Regions from separate parts of the Homo sapiens genome. Here region 1 is linked to region 2. The links are chromatin loops, found by intact Hi-C in ENCODE. Cell type or tissue: PC-3. All regions are shown on one strand. Each heading gives the region's core, and the rest is flanking DNA. Links, peaks and the distances in the headings are about the cores only. Region 1 overlaps FAM185A (family with sequence similarity 185 member A). Region 2 overlaps FBXL13 (F-box and leucine rich repeat protein 13).

The links. Peaks named below come from ENCODE experiments on the same cell type or tissue, not always from the same donor. Only the 100,000 strongest peaks of a DNase experiment are listed, where the experiment ranks them.
Region 1: it touches region 2 in a loop (4-fold over the local background); 2 of 110 quality-filtered maps call a loop at or near these places.

The regions. Positions count from the first base shown.
Region 1 is chr7:102,762,328-102,767,715 of GRCh38, forward strand. The region is part of intron 4 of FAM185A (family with sequence similarity 185 member A); the gene reads left to right. Among named protein-coding and RNA genes, the nearest start is that of FAM185A, 16 kb to the left of the region's middle. In PC-3, for the core only: no CTCF peak of the experiment used is centred there; no DNase peak of the experiment used is centred there.
Region 2 is chr7:102,873,053-102,878,369 of GRCh38, forward strand. It overlaps FBXL13 (F-box and leucine rich repeat protein 13), which reads right to left. Exons shown (of 21, transcript NM_001394494.2): 16 at 5,279-5,317; 17 at 4,415-4,541. Among named protein-coding and RNA genes, the nearest start is that of LRRC17, 37 kb to the right of the region's middle. RefSeq lists an enhancer at 2,504-3,703. In PC-3, for the core only: no CTCF peak of the experiment used is centred there; DNase peaks (open chromatin) are centred at 1,249 and 2,939; H3K27ac peaks cover 3,173 bases.

The DNA.
Region 1 (5,388 bases), core at 302-5,301, 110 kb before region 2:
GGCATGCTGGTGTTCAGTGTCACTCAGCTGCTTCTTGAATTTCCACAGAGCAGATGATTCAAATCCAGGTATGTTTTCTGAAATATATACAGATAGAATTAATAATCACTAATCCAGTATAAAACATCTGCTAAATGCCTTTTGAGCCATATTCCAGGAAGTACAGATTCGGACTTTTTCCATATATAGTCCACTCATTTCACCTCTATAGTAAAGCTGGATATTGGTATCTGTACACTCTGGCAAAACTCTCAGATTTTAGTTGTGAGCAAGAGTTATAGAGTGGCATTAGAAAGCATGGTTAGTGCTAATCATGCTATGTAGTAATTTGGCAAGTAGTCTTCTAAAAAAAAATTTTAAAAAGCATACTTATATGCTTGAAATAGTTCTGGAGCCTCAATTTAATGGTTAAACCTCAAGCATTCTTGCAAGGTTAAAGTATTATTTGAGCCCAAAATAGCTTAAGTACATATGGAGCTGTACCCAGATGAAGCAAATGGTTTTGTTACTTATTCATTTATTTATTTTTTATTCAGTTGTACCTTAAGTAGATCTGGTAGTTTGTAACTCTTCATAATTTAAAAGTGACTTTTATATAAGCATTGCATTTCTAACTATCTTAATCATAATGAAAAATACTGTGCTTAATGTATTTAGTAGCTTTTAGTGGAGAAACAATTCCTTATCAAGTCAGATGTGGATTAACATCCACAGGAAAAGCAGTCTGTTCTCTGCAATGCTTTATACCATGTTTACACTAAATTCATAATGTTTCTTTTTTGCATTCTTTTAAGTTAGATAAATTGAATTTGGTACAGTTTATCATTAATTGCCTAGATGGTAGTAAAACAGGTGGTCTTTTTTGAAGCAGTCCTCAAAGTACTTAGGTCTGTTGATTACTTAAAGTAGCTAAAATGGAAATACATTGCTGGAAAAGAAAGTTAATTCCTTAGCCTTAATAAAACCTTTTTATATTTACTGACCTTTAATATGAAATCAGATACCTTTCCTTAGCTGGTTTAAATCTAGGTCCTCTTTTGGACTATTGTTTCAGGTTGAATTTCCCTGAAAGCAGACACTCTGAAATGGAAATTTGAGCACAGCGAATTTACTAGGGAGGCCTCTTGGGACCAATGCCATGTAAAGGAAGAAAGCCAGATTTCCATGGGAGAAGTTGGACTGTGATACAGTTTCAGTAACCCACACGGAGAGCTCTGAAGCTGGGATGGTCCCTCAGAGTTGTCTCAAGCTGGGGTGAGAGGAGCTGGACGTTTATATCCCCAATCATTAGATGCAAGCTGCCCCAGGAAGGAGTATGATCTTGGGCCGAAGTGACTCCTTTTTGCTAGGTAATTCCCAAAGACGGCTGACAGCTGAGGGCTGTCTGCCAGCAGTACTCCAATAGCTAGGAAAATAAGCCCTTCAGTTATGATGTGGGATCTGGATGAGGAATATAGCATCTACTACAGTTATATTTATTCATTCATTTGACACATTTATTGACCACCTACTGTGTGCCAGATTTCCAGGCACCAAGGGTGCAAAGTTGGGCAGGAGGTGAAACCTGTCGTTAAAGAATTCAGAGTAGAGTAGAAGGATTAAATATACTTTCTTATTTTCTCAGTTACTACCATCCCCTTTGGGATGTTACTTCCCACCTCATTTCCAGTGGTCCATTATCACCCTGCCTCAATGCAAAGAACTCTTTTAGATGTTTCTCACAGCTTCTTTGTGTAATACTAGTACAGCAATGAGAAGGAGAAGGGGAAGGGAAAATTTAATCCAGTTTCAAATTATAGTTACTTTCACAGAAGTAACTGTAGAAAAGCTTCCATGTTCAGCCTTGCTTTCTCCACCTAGTCCTTGTTCCTCACTCTGCTTTGGTTTTTCAGCATATACAAGAGAGAACTAAGACAGGAAACCCCTCTTAATTCCATGGACACACCCCAGTGCCTCGACTTTTAAAAAATCACCCTTCAGACACTTCTAAGTTTCTTGCCTTCCTCTCCCCTATCACCTCTATTTCCATCCTTGTCCTAAGGGATTGTATGAACATGCTTTTGGAGTTTGTAGTCTGGGGTTTGGGATGGGAGGGGTACAGGAGAGCGGGCAGTGTTTAGTCTCACATCCTGGTGGGTGAGAAGATTAGAGTCATGGCTGGTGAAAGTAAGTCCCAGTTTTCTAGTTCCTGGAATTTTGGTGGGAATTATTTCTCCCAAGATCTTCCCAACCTAGAACTCTGGATATATATTTCAATGAATTCTTTGTGCTAAATGCTGATGGTTATATAACACAAATTAGGTATATATTTTGGCTATATTTAAATAAACTGGCTTGAGAATCTTAAAACTTGTTTTTATGGGAAAATACATTGCTATTTCTAAACATTTGACTTACAGAAAACAAACTGAGAATATATGCGTTCTTGGTCAGGATTTATTTACTTTAGCTTCTTTTTTCTTAAGCAAGGCTTAAACTAATTTTTTTCCAGAGAGAGCAGAAAAAAAAAATCCAACATATAGATGTTGTAAAAACCATTTATACACAAATATAATGCAGTAACTTTCTTTTTGGTGGATTTTACAAGTAGAGTTTGGAGCCTTTGTGCCAGTAGGTGGGTGGGTGGGTGGTTGAAAGCAAACATGTATTGAGTACCTAAATTGGCCAGCCCCTTTTACTTAATGAACAATTGGCTGTTCACAGATGAGGAAAACTAGACTTAGAAATGTCTAATTGTTTACTCTCAACTCCACAAGTTAATTAGTGGAATAGCAAGGATTTGATCCTAGTTTCTTGGCTTTCTAGGAGAGGTTTTTAAACAGTGAACTTGATTGCAACCGCAAATTCCATCATCACTTTGAGGGCTTCCTGGCTCACTGTAAAGATGTTTCCTCCAAGAAGACAGTACTATAACACAGATGCACTGCTTCAGCTATGTTCTACATTATAAGTTCCTTGAGTTTCAGGACATTTATCGTGCTTTATGACTGAAAATGTAGATGTTCCATACAGTGTTTGGGCTTAGCTCCATGGTAGCATTCAGGAACTGGACTCCTTCCATAAAAGTGATGGTGCTGTCTTAAGTGTGTGGCTTCTAAGTCTTCCATGAAAGGAAACAAGAGCATGAAATTTATTTTTTGTCTGCATTTTCAATATTTTTATATACCCTGATGGCAAAGCAACATCTAACATACTAGTGCCGAGTACTTAGAGCATGCCCATTAATGAGGAAAAGAGTAATGAAAGGAGCAATATATCTTTCCTGGCCTTGCAAGTTGATTCCTATGTATAGAGAAGAAAATAATTTATCCTAAGTGTTTTTTCAAGTGAAATTTTTAAGTATAGCTAACTATATTTTATATGTAAGAAACTGAGTAAGCTAATTGACTAGTCATATTTCCTATTTGTATAGTTGGTTGAATCACATCTGTTAAGTGTGTATGCCTTCTACTACAAAAGAAACCAGTTTATTCATTGACTTATTAAATATTCACTTTCTGACGATGGGAATCTAGTGGGAGAATAGGTACTTGAATAGGTTGTGTTTAGATGTAAAATTTTATGAGTTTACTATCTTGATTTCCTTCTAAATAATCAAAAATTAAATTTGGTTTTATATGAATAATATTTTATTAAATTCTGATATTTGAATATTGATACTTTTCAAAGAATGCTGTGCATGTATAATACATGCATATATTTATATGTATTCTACAAAATACAGTTTTAAATATAAATATGGTTTTTCTGACTCTATTGGAGACAATGAAAAACTTCCTTGAAATGGTTTGCTAGGATTGGTTTTATTTATAACCCATGATTTAAACAAACTGATTCGATTAAGATGTAAGAGTGTTCATGTTACTTGTTTTTGTGTATTTTAAAAATTTATGTTATGATCCGGAACAGTGACTAATGAATAAAACTCTATTTTAAATATTTAGATTTCCTATGTAAATTAGGCTCTATTTTAAGTTCTATGGAAACATATCTTGATAGATAAATTGCTGAGTATTAGTTCTCTCATTTTCTCTGCACTTCAAAAGTCCTTTGTTCTTCAACTATTTGGCATACATGCATAAACTTTTCCTTTAGTAACTACTTTTTTATTTTTGAAATTTTCAAGAAGTACAATTTACATGAACTGTACAAAACACAGGTGATAACTTTGATAGCACTCAAAATTTCAGAAGAAATGTCCCAATCTGCTTTAAGAAGGACTTGTAGTCACTGATAAATTTATAAATCTGGTTTGTAAACTTAGAAAGTCAGAAATAATATACAATTTTAAAACAGAATCTTTTATTGGATTAAATAGATCTTTTCATGACATTCATGAAAATGTTTTATTGAAATTCTAGTATTTATTCCTAGCCTAGGTCATTATGAAGTTTTAATTTGATTATCATTTTGATGCTTAATTTCGAATCTGGACACATACAACTTTGTTTTTTTTGTTTTTTTTGTTTTGTTTTGTTTTGTTTTTGAGAGAAGTCTCACTCTTGTCCCCCAGGCTTGAGTGTGATGGCTTGATCTCGGCTCACTGCAACCTCCACTACCCAGGTTCAAACAATTCTCCTGCCTCTGCCTCCCAAGTAGCTGGGATTAAGGCGCCTGCTACCACGCCTGGCTAATTTTTATATTTTTTAGTACAGACAGGGTTTCACCATGTTGGCCAGGTTGGTCTCAAACTCCTGACCTCAGGTGATCCGCACGCCTCGGCCTCCCAAAGTGCTGGAATTACAGGCATGAGCCACCGCACCTGGCCACAACTTTTTTATATGAAATATTAGAAAAGAATTACAGCTTTTTTTTTTTTTTGTGGTGCAAACCATGTAGGTTTTTCAGGGTTTAGACCTCTGACACAAAATATTGATATTTACTACAGTGTCTGTCCTAAGTGCAGCTCCTTAGAGACATTCAGAGACTTGGCTTCCTCAGTTTGTGGCTTCCAAGTCTTCCATGAAAAATGAGACAGCACAGAGGATCATGGAAGAAGTTTCAGAAACCAGGCCTAGAAGTGCATATATTACTTCTGCCCATAGATCTTTGGACAAAATATTTTCAAATGGCTTTACCTAACTGCAAAGGCTGAGATATGTAGTTTAGCAGTACTTTTATGGAAGAAGAGAGGCACACAAATATTAATGGACACTGGCAGTCTCTATCATATATTTATAATTGCTCTTTCACAAATGTCTCTATATTCCTTCTCTTTCCACCTCTGTGATAATTGGTATTCTCCAGGATTTCATCCTTGTCCTATTGTTCTTTCTCTACATATTTTCCTAGGGCATCTTATATACTTTTGAGTCTGAACTACCCTTACAAGGGTGTTTCAAATCTGATTATTCAAATCTATGTCTCTAGCCCTGACTAATTTATACA
Region 2 (5,317 bases), core at 318-5,317:
TCTCTCCAATAAACATCTTTCTGGATTTCTAAATGTCTGGATTTTTGCCTTTGCTGATCAACTTCTTCATGAGTTTTCATGATTTTTCAGAACACAGTGTCCCTTTAGCCTCTCCAACCCCAAAGAGCTCTTCTACTTTTGAGGTGTGAATTTCAATTAGTTTCCTGAGCAACATCTCTATAAAGCTGTCTTGCAAGTGAATCAAACTAAACATGTTCGTTTTCCCAACCTGCAGCAAACCTGCTCCCTGACTGTGTAAGGGACACAGCTCAGGAAGGCACACCATCCTTTATGCAGATGCTCAAGCCAAAAATCTGGTGCCATCCTTGATTCACTCCCTCTCTTCCTTATCCTCACATTCAGTTGAGCTCTATCTCATTGTTTCTTCTTCCTCAGTGTCTCCCAACTGTGCTGACTTTGCTACATGCTTACTGCCCTCTCCCTAACACAGGCGTTCATAACTTTTCACCTGGATGACTACTTGATAATTGGTCACTATGCATCTGTGATTCCCATATCTGTCTAGCAGATAGAAGTGAGCTTTTCGGAATATAAATCTGACCATGTTACTGTTCTAACTGACAATACTGAATGTCCTTCCACGGTCCAAAGAGCAGAGTTCAAATTCCTTAATGTGGCCTCTGGGCCCTCAGTGACCTGACCCCTGTCTACCTCTCAAACATCATCTCTCACCATACTTCTCGCCAATAAGCCATACCCAAATGTGTAGGTTTCTTGATATCTCACACTTTTAAACCTCCATGCCTTTGTGCAGGCTGCTTCTTTGGCTCACAGAACACCTTTCTTCTCTGGGAAAAGAATCTCTGAGCTAGGTTAGCTTTCCCCTCTCTGTTTTTCACACTCATCATACTTTGTAACCACTTGCCCTACTCCTGTCTTCCCACTAGAATGTAAGTACTAGGAAGAGGAATCATGTCTGTTTTGTTCATTCCAGTATTCTCAGCACTGAGCACAATGTAGTCAGAGTAAATACTTGTTAACTAAATGTGTAGTGTGATTCTAACTGAAAATTCACCATTAAGAATTGAGAATGAACATAATTATTAGAAAACATGGGAAATTTTCTCCCAAATGGCACAACTGGTCACATTTGATCTTTGGTGGGTATCTGTAACATTCCAGAGTTTAAATCCTGAATGTTACGTCTGTAGTCAAATTTGCACTTACTCAGACCTATAATCAATCAGGCTGGTGTTTAGCTGCCCAAGTTGACATCCGGGCTGACTCATTTTAACTTCACTGTTTGAGGTTAGCTTCCTCAGCTGTTGTAGCACTGTAATTGTCAATCATTTGCCTTTTAGTTCAGAGTTTAACTGACTTGGAGGAAGAAAACAACAGAAGACTTATTTTTTTCAATCTTTTAGCAGAAAACAATTAGTATACTTCCCCATAGATATCCATTTACAATTCTCTTAAATTACATATATGCTTCAGAAGAAAATAAAAACAGAGACTAGAACTCGAGGCCATACTCCTAAGTTTTTTGTTTTTTGTTTTCTTGAGACAGGATCTTACTCTGTTGCCCAGGTTTCCCAGGCTGGAGTACAGTGGTACAATCACAGCTCACTGCAGCCTCAACCTTCTGGGCTCAAGCCATACTCCCACCTGTCAGCCTCCTGAGTAGCTGGGTCTATAGGTGCACATCACCACACCCGGCTAATTTTTGTATGTTTTGTAGAGATGGGGTTTCATCATGTTACCCAGGCTGGTCTCAAATTCTTGGGCTCAAGTGACCCGCCTGCCTCAGTCTCCCAAAGTGCTGGGATTACAGGCATGAGCCATCGTGCCTGGCCTATATTCCTAAGTTTTTAACTTGTCCTCTGTAGATAAAATTTTAATATACAGTCTTTAAAAATAAAACCTGAGCTTTCCTCAAATGCTAAAAACTAAATAAAGCATTTTAACCTTTACTCCATTCAGTCAACAAATATTCCCCCAGGCACTTCAGCCTTGTGGTAAGTGCTGTGGGGGAATTATATTTTGATGTGTTTTATAATGTGCTTTGATTCTCTACTTCTTGTCACTCTGTGACCCTTCAGACAACAGCTGGCGATTCTGCTCCTATGTGTCAGGAAAAGGTTCTTACAAAAGAACACAGGATAAAAATCCTGGGCCTTTAAGCTTCAAAAGCCCAAGCCCTGAAAGACTTGGGGCATAACATTTTTCAAAACCATGTAATCAGTTGGAACATTTTTTCCACCCCCAGATTAGGAAAAGAATCTATGTCAAAAGGAAAGGAGCAAATATGAGAAAAGGGGAGAGAAGAGGTGGAGGGGAAGAAGATGAGAAGGGAGAGGAGGAAAGGAGAGGACAGGGGAAAAGAGGAGGGGAGGGGAGAGCCAGAGGGAAGCAAATGCTGAGAAATTCATCATATGGGGGGTCTGTTCTAGACCTTCTCACTTTCTATCCAGCTAGAGAGAAAGTTGGAACCCCCGGGTAGGCTTGGGGGCCTAAGTAGATGGGAACCCATTCCACCTTTCCCAGTAGGGTTCATAAAAGCAATAAGACAGAGTGTTCCTGTGCTCGTCATTGTATCAGTTAAGAGTCAACGGGAAAAGCAGAAACAACCCTGAGCATGCAAAACTGAGGAGATTTAATTTTAATGGGGGAATGGCTACATAGGTGGTAGAGAAACTGAGAAGCCAAATGGGACAGTGACAAAATCTAGAGCTTAGCAGCAGTAGGAAGCCACTACTGTCCCTATGCTGGAAGGACAATGGGAAGATATGATGTTATTGAAGCCCAGAGGCCGACTTCATTCAGGGAAGCTGGAACCACAGCAGGCCTGTGGTTCAGAGGGGAGTAGAACACTAAGGAAATGCAGCTGATGATGATGATGCAAAGAAAGGTAGAGGAAAACCCTGGAATGTCCCTTCTACTGGCCCTGTAATCACTCAGAAATGTCTCACAAGCACCAACCCTAACATGGAATCTAGTTGACTTGTGTGAGTCACCCTGTAGCAGAGCAAGGGGAGGGTGAGTCATGAGTTTGAGGGCAAACACATTCATGATGTGGGAGCAAGAAAATGTCTCCAGCAGGTGTCTAGGACTGTGGACCTAAGACAGCCTCACAGGATCTCCATGACCCAGGAAGACCCAGAGGAGCCCAGAGCAAGGCAGACACGACAGGGAAACCTGAAGACTTGAAGGGGCCTTGGAGTTGGAACAAGGAAGAGACATCAGGGATCCACCTGGACGGGAAACTAAACACCAAATGGGCCCTCGTACATCTCAGTGAATTCCAGCTTGGACAGAAGACAACATTGAGAAGACCAGACACTGACCCTGCCATAATGAGTTGACTCCATGGTACTGCTTCCTACCCACAATCTCACATCACTCATGGACGATATGGAAGGGAAGAGGAGGTCATCTAGCAGAAAGGAGGCTGAATCCAAGTTCATTCATAGATAAAGAAAGGAAAGAACCTAGACCAATGAACAGATCTAGTCCTTCATTTAAAAGACCCCACCGAATGTTGACGAAGGATAAACACATAACAGATGTCTGCAATGCAGTGAGAAATAGAAACGGTTCATGTTAAAGGATACACTGGGGCTGGAGATGCAAGCAGAGAAATTCCAGTGCTTGCCTGCAAGGTAGGGCTTCTCAGAGAAGGCCCTCATAGACAGTTGATATTTCAGGGATGAATAGGGATTTAGCAAGCAGATGGAGGAGGGATCCTTACCTCCCTATATCTTCCTATATCCCTCCTATATAGGAAGGATATAGGATATAAGATATTGTCTTCCTATATCCCTCCAAATGCATGATTTTCAAGAGAAGTCCATATATTCCTTGTATAACTATAGCCCATAGTTCTTTCAGAAACATGGCAAATCTCTCAGGGTTATCCTCCTTTTGATTAGTAAATGGGGCAGTCCCAGAGGGATAAGATGGATGTGGCCTGAGTCTCAACCCTGATGAATACAATCAGCAGCTTGCAGGAAATGAATTCCATATCCTTTTGTAGATTTGTTGAGGCCATTTCTAGAGTTTAGTCTTGAACTAAAGACTTAGATCTCAAGGCATTCGGGTAGTCTCATAAAATGTGCAATCCGTAAGAAAAATATAGTTAAGCCATCTAACATATATTATCTCCATACTGACCAAACTTCTGTAATGAAACAAATCTCAAATTATCATGACATACTCTTATCTGTCATGACTTTCCCCAAAATACTGTATTTTGCTATTTTTTAAACAGAGAAACATGACTGTTGATTCAAAGAAACTTTTCTATCACCCTTCTAGAAACAATATCCCTAAACTTAACTTTTATAATAGAATAACAAATAAAACATATTATTGTTCTCTCCATTATTTACAAAATAGCAAATAATTGTATTATAGAAAACAATAAAAGTCATTGTACTGTTTTGAATTTTTTTACCTCATTAGAGATGTCTGTTCCAGAGAGATCTATTGATACCAAGGAAAAGATGTTTACAATATATCCAATTCCTTGGGCAGTCAAATGTTCACAATTTCGTAAACTCAAGTAGTTTAAATTAGGGCAGCTAAAAGAAAGTAGCATGGATTAATTTTAGCTGTCAATCATATTGTCAGTAAGCAATTTCTTCATATAAAAACTATCTTGGGAAAACAAATGGTATTGAAGCAAAGATTTTCCTTTACTCAACATAAAAGTAAGACTAAAAGTAGAAAGTAATTTGACATTACAAAGTTGCATGAAAGGGCAGTAGATTATTATATGACTTTCTTTCTGTAATTTAGTTTCGTATTACAATTTCTAATAAGGAAAAAATATGTCACATATCAAAAACTATCATGTAAGTACCATAGTGAATGACCACTAAAAGTGCAAGTTAAGAACCCTACTTATCCCTTACAAGTTTGCTACAGGAATTGTACAAGACCTCTGACAAGAGGGGAGTCAAGAATAAACCAGCCAGAACACCCCTTGGGAAATGCTGGAGTAAAGATAATCTCCTGGAAAAGGGAGATTAGAGAAAATCTCCTTGAAAAAGTACAGGGAAGCCACCCATATCTAGATATTCATCATTTCAGGAACGACTCCCTCAGATGTAATTTAAATATAATAATATAATTTAAAAATTGGTCCAATCTATGACTTCAATGTCTTTCACATGGTTTCACTGAACATTTAACCAGCTTCTGGGCATCTCTGATGTTCCCCCAAATGTCATGAAATCTTTGCTTTTAGGTGTCTCATGTCTCCTATTATCAAATATACAATACTAATGATATGATGTAAAAGACTGTTTTATCATACCGCTCAGATAGTTTCATAACAGAGGCATCACTTAGCCGC